Regions from separate parts of the Homo sapiens genome. Here region 1 is linked to region 2. Evidence: read pairs that join two places in POLR2A ChIA-PET (ENCODE). Cell type or tissue: endothelial cell of umbilical vein. All regions are shown on one strand. Links, peaks and the distances in the headings refer to the core of each region. The heading gives the core; the rest is flanking DNA.

Region 1 (2,913 bases), core at 247-2,746, 390 kb before region 2:
CTTCTGGGAAGAAATTAGCATTCCTGTAAAAAAACAAAAACAAAAACACCGAAGCAATTTTCTAATAAATTTTAACAGGATTAAAACATGTTCTGGGAAGCCAGTCATCCAACCCAGCAGCAGACTATCCATCAGGAGTCTCGTAACCTTTAACTGTGCAGGTTATTTTTCTATTGAATCTCACAGTGTCCTCTAACCATTATCTTACAAAATGTCCCTGCCAGAGTGAATCTTTGAATTGGTCTGCTACAGATTGAACATGTGTTCATAATTGTCAGAAAAGCTTTTTTTTTTTTTTAATTGGTTTTTAAAGAGACTTACCAGCTGTTTAAGGAATTTTCATTTAGGTCTTGGCTGAGCACAGTGGCTCATGCCTGTAATCCCAGTGCTTGGAAGGCTGAGATGGGAGGATCTCTTGAGCCCAGGAGTTTTAAAAAGGGAGCTGGAACTTAAAGTGGCAGTGTTTGTCTGAGATGACGGTGCTCCTGCTCTGTCAGAGACTAGCCTGGGCAACATAGCGAGACCCCGTCTCTGCAAAAAAATACAAAAATTAGCTGGGTGTTGTGGCATGTGCCTGTAGTCCCAGCAACTAAGGAGGCTGAGCAGTAGGATCACTTCAGCCTGGAAGGTCGACCAGAAGGTTGATTGGGGTGACAGTGAGCCCTGATTGTACCAGTGTGCTCCAGCCTGAGTGACAGAGACAGACCCTGTCTCAAAAAAAAAAAAAAAAAAAAAAAATTAGGTCTTTAGCCTAAGAATAATGGGAACATTGAAGAATTCCCTGATTCTCTGATATGCTTTTTTTTAATTAAAAGAAAAAATTGTATCAAAAAAATCCACACACTTTTTTCTTTTTGGATACAGGCTCATAATGAAAAACAGGAGACCCTTGCCCCACTCCTCCAATCCCAGCATGCTCCTCAGGCAATCACATTCTTCTGGTGGTGACCTTCATATCCCTAAGTAAAACGCTTATATTGCTATTTCTTGATTTATGAACGCCAGATATAAACAAAGTTGATTTTTCTTTCTTTTTTGCTGTGATAGATGAGAGTTTGTCTCAATTCTCCCTCTTTTCTTTTTTTCCTTCCTTTTTTTTTTCTTTTTTTTTTTTATTTTGAGAGAGAAAGAGAGGGTCTTGCTCTGTTACCCAGGCTGGAATGCAGTGGCACAGTCATGGCTCATTGTGGCCTCAACCTCCTGGGCTCAGGTGATCCTCCCACCTCAGCCTCCCAAGTAGCTGGGACTTAGGCGTGCATGACCACACCCAGCTAATTTTTGTGTTTTTTTGTAGAGACAGGGTTTCACCATGTTGCTTGGGCTGGCTTCGAACTCCTGAGCTCAAGTGATCAGCATGCCTCAGCCTCCCAAAGTGCTAGGATAACAGGCCTGAGCCACCACACCTGGCCTCCCTCTTTCTTTTCTGATTCCGCCTAGCATATTGATTTCCTTTGTTTTAGTTTTTCTTTTAGTTATCTTTGTAATTTACAGTTAAACCTTTATTTCTTCTTTATGAACTCTAGGCAGTATCTCTTATCCCCCTACTTTTAGAAGATAAGATGGAGAGTGTAGTATCCTTTCTCATACTTCCGTGTGGAGAAAGCCAAGTATACGTTTAGGGGAATACCCAGAGGAAGAGAGATGACTCACCCCACCAGCCTTAGAGCATGTTAGCAACTGGGACATCAGATGTGGTACACAGCCATTGTGAGACAAGGTGGTAGACCGTGAGTTTACATAAGGGCCTGCAGGCCCCCTTCCTGTTCACACATTTGCATTCAGATGCTGGCTGTCCAGGCCCAAGACTTAGTTATTTTCTGAAGAAACTGAATGACCCTGGAAAAAAGACCTCTCATACTGATGTTGGGGTCATCTAGGAAAAAGACTTGCCTCCCTGGTGAATCACCCACAAGTGATGTCTTCCAGCAAGCAAGACTCAACCCTGTCCACAGAATTCCTGATTAGTGCTGAACTGTTAAAAAAAAAAAAAAAAAAAAAGAGCAGACAAAATAAAAACCCAAACAAACAAAATTCCAAACTTTGGAGAGGTATGTGTATGGAGGGGAGGCAAATGGGTTAAAAAAATAGTGCTAATGATTGAAGCCAGGGGTTCAGCACATAGGAAGCTCATTGTTCTATTCTTTTTTCTTTTGTGTGTGTTGAAAATTTTCCCTAATAAAAAGTTTTAAAATTAAACAAAAAGAGCAGACTACCAAGGATCATTAGAAAAGTGAGGAAAGCTTCTAATATGAAGATTAAAAATGAGAAAAAGTTAAAAAACAGCTAACTGGCCTCCCACTGCCCAAGACGCTGAAAGGAAAGAAGGCCAAGGGGAAGAAGGTGGCCCCGGCCCCTGCTGTTGTGAAGAAGCAGGAGGCCAAGAAAGTGGTGAATTCCCTGTTTGAGAAAAGGCGTAAGAATTTTGGTATTGGACAGGACATCCAGCCCAAAAGAGAACTCACCTACTTTGTGAAATGGCCCGCTATGTCAGGTTGCAGCAGCAGAGAGCCATCCTCTATAAGCAGCTGAAAGTGCCTCCTGCTATTAACCAGTTCACCCAGGCCCTGAACTGCCAAACAGTTACTCAACTGCTTAAGCTGGCCCACAAATACAGACCAGAGACAAAGCAAGAGAAGAAGCAGAGGCTGTTGGCCCAGGCTGAGAAGAAAGCTGCTGGCAAAGGGGGCGTCCCCACTAAGAGACCACCTGCCCTTCGAGCAGGAGTTAACACCATCACCACCTTGGTGGAGAACAAGAAAGCTCAGCTGGTGGTGATTGCACACGATGTGGATTCCATCGAGCTGGTTGTCTTCTTGCCTGCCCTGTGTTGTAAAATGGGAGTCCCTTACTGCATTATCAAGGGGAAGGCAAGACTGGGCCGTCTAGTCCACAGGAAGACCTGCACCACTGTCG
Region 2 (2,913 bases), core at 302-2,801:
ATGGTGAAACCCCGTCTCTACTAAAAATACAAAAATTAGCTGGGCGTGGTGGTGCACATCTGTAATCCCAGCTATTTGGGAGGCTGAGGCAGGAGAATCCCTTGAACCTGGGAGGCAGAGGTTGCAATGAGCTGAGATCTTGTCATTGCACTCCATCCAGCCTAGGCGACAGAGCAAGACTCCATCTCAAAAAAAAAAAAAAAAAATGGAGATTCTCCTGCCTCAGCCTCCTGAGTAGCTGGGACCACAGGTGCATGCCACCACAAACTGTTAAGTTTAAATTTTTTTTTAGAGACAGAGTATCACTATGTTGCCCAGGCTGGTCTGGAACTCCTGGCTTCAAGCAGTTCTCCCACCTTGACCTATCAAAATGCTGGGATTACAGGCGTGAGCGATTGTGCCCAGCTCAGCTCATTCCTTTTTTATTGCTGAATAGTGGTCCATTATATGGATATACTACATTTTAGTTAATGATAGACATTTGGATTGTTTTCATTTAATGTATAAGTAACATGCTATAAATACTCATGTACAAGTTTTTGTATGGATATGTTTTTGTATTTCTTGGGTATATTATGCATATATGAGTGGAAGTGCTAGGTCATAGGATAACTCTGCATTTATTTAGCATTTTAAGAAACTACCAAGCTTTGATTCAAAGTGGCTGCACCATTTTACATTCACACCAGCAGTGCATGTGGGTTCTAATTTCTCTACATCCAGAATCTGTGTTTTTTATCTTTAACCATTTAGTTCCTAGCATATAAATATTTCTTAAAAGTAAATGTTTAAATTTAAAGAATGAAGTCAATAGGAAAATAAACAAATGAACTGAGGTCAGATTAGTTTGTTGGGTCTTTTTTTTTTTTTTTTTTTTTTTTTGAGACAGGGTCACACTCTGTAACCCAGGCTGGAGTGCAGTGGCACCATCACAGCTCACTATAGCCTTGACTTGGCCTGGGCTCACTGATTCTCCCACCTCAGCTTCCCGAGTAGCTGAGACTACAGGCGCAAGCCACCATGCCTGGGTAATTTTTATATTTTTATATTTTTATATTATATTTTACCATGTTATCGAAGCTGAGCTTGAACTCCTGGATTCAAGCGATCTGCCCCTCAGCCTCCCAAAATACTGGGATTACAGGGGTGTGCCACCACGCCTAGCCTGAAGCCCAGATTTGTATCATTTGCCTGTTTCTGTGGTATAAATACTCCCACCACCATGACATAACAAGATAAGGTGGTGGAGTATACATATATATAGGGGAGAGTTATGGAAGATTTTCTCCCCGTGGCAGAGTAATTATCTGGAGCCATATTACATATACAATGGGGAAGTGATAAAAGACCTCACAGTTTTTTAAAGCTTTATGTCTAAAAGCAGGGTGAAAACATTTTACAGTTGTTCAACATTTTGCATTCTCATTAGTAGAGGAAGACTGCCTTTTTTCTTTTTTGAAAAAATACTTCAGTGATACTTTTGTGCCCCTTTCCCACAGCTTGCCCACAAAAAATGACAAAATTCAAGAATGAAGTTTGGGGGAATAAGAGGCTAAACTGTTTTCAAATTAGTGTAACACTTTGCCTTCATTGTGGGCAGAATTGCACCTATCTGAATTTATGATGGTGTGATCTGGGTTTTCAGTAAATTACTTAAAAAAAAAATTTTCCCTCTCACTGAGCCCAGAGAATGAAATGGAGTATGACCCCAGGTTAGGAGGAATTTCCATCAGACATTCCTAAAAGGACAAGAAAAGATGTCAGGTTGGGGCCAAGGAGAGAGATCACCAATCCAAGTCCCCCAGGGAGGGGCTTGGCCCCTGGGCTCCAGGAACACACATATCTGTAACATCCAAATGTATTTTCTTTCCCATATCGTCATTCCCTTTGTTTAACTCAAGTCTAGATAAAACTAGAGCCTGAACTTGGCGGTGCTTTGGGTAAGTAAAAGAAGGACCTGGTTCTCCACTGGCCTGAGGCAGCACAGAGAAGACAAAAGCGGTCCAGAGAAGGCAGATAAAGGATGGCAAGAAGTCACCAGTCAACACCAGAGTCTCTTGGGGCAGCACCTGGCTGGGTCACAAGTGACTACCAATGACAACACGTAAACATTCCTCATAATTCCCCAACACACTGGGGAGAGGAACCAGGAGAAAGGCTATACTTCCTAGAGGCACAAACACACCATGCAGAACAGACTATTCTCACTCATGCTTAAGGGAACTCTGACTCTTGAACCCAGACATTTAAGATCCCAAGTTCCATGTACCTGCTCATTCATTCCTGCCTCCATTAAAACTCATCCTTCCCTGCCACAGTCTATCCTAAAGGGGTTCAGCCTTATTTGGCTGGAGTTTGGGGTTTATGAACATTCAAAATTTACTTAATGAGCTTTATAAAATTAACAATATTGTATCTGAACAAGATTTTGGATTGTGCAGTGGCTATGGACTGGCAAAAAGCATCCTACCTGGCTGGGCACAGTGGCTAATGCTTGTAACCCCAGCACTTTGGGAGGCCAAGGTGGAAGAATCACCTGAGGCCAGGAGTTCAAGACTAGTCTGGGTAACAGAGACCTCCATCTCTAAAAATAAAAATAAAAATACTTAGCACAAGAGGCTGAAGTAGGAGGGTTGCTTGAGCCCAGGAATTTCAGGGCTATGATTGTGCCATTGCACTCCAGCCTGGGCAGTAGAATGAGACCTCATCTCTCTTTTTTAAGAAAATTTTCTCCAAAGCAGTTTATTAATTTTTTTAATTCTAATTTTTGTGGGTACATAGTAGGTATATATATTTATGGGGTACATAAGATGGTTTTATACAGGCGTGTAATGCATAATAATCTCATTATGGAGAACGGGGTATCTGTCCCCTCAAGCATTTATCCTTAGTGTTATAAACAATCCAGTTATA

The links. Peaks named below come from ENCODE experiments on the same cell type or tissue, not always from the same donor. Only the 100,000 strongest peaks of a DNase experiment are listed, where the experiment ranks them.
Region 1: POLR2A ChIA-PET joins it to region 2 with 5 read pairs; 2 of 35 experiments call an interaction of 5 or more read pairs at or near these places.

The regions. Positions count from the first base shown.
Region 1 is chr12:112,302,064-112,304,976 of GRCh38, reverse strand. The region is part of intron 7 of HECTD4 (HECT domain E3 ubiquitin protein ligase 4); the gene reads left to right. It also overlaps the pseudogene RPL7AP60. Among named protein-coding and RNA genes, the nearest start is that of HECTD4, 79 kb to the left of the region's middle. RefSeq lists enhancers at 1,359-1,618, 1,779-1,828. In endothelial cell of umbilical vein, for the core only: no CTCF peak of the experiment used is centred there; a DNase peak (open chromatin) is centred at 1,676; H3K27ac peaks cover 1,792 bases.
Region 2 is chr12:111,911,525-111,914,437 of GRCh38, reverse strand. No RefSeq gene overlaps it. Among named protein-coding and RNA genes, the nearest start is that of MAPKAPK5-AS1, 70 kb to the right of the region's middle. In endothelial cell of umbilical vein, for the core only: no CTCF peak of the experiment used is centred there; no DNase peak of the experiment used is centred there.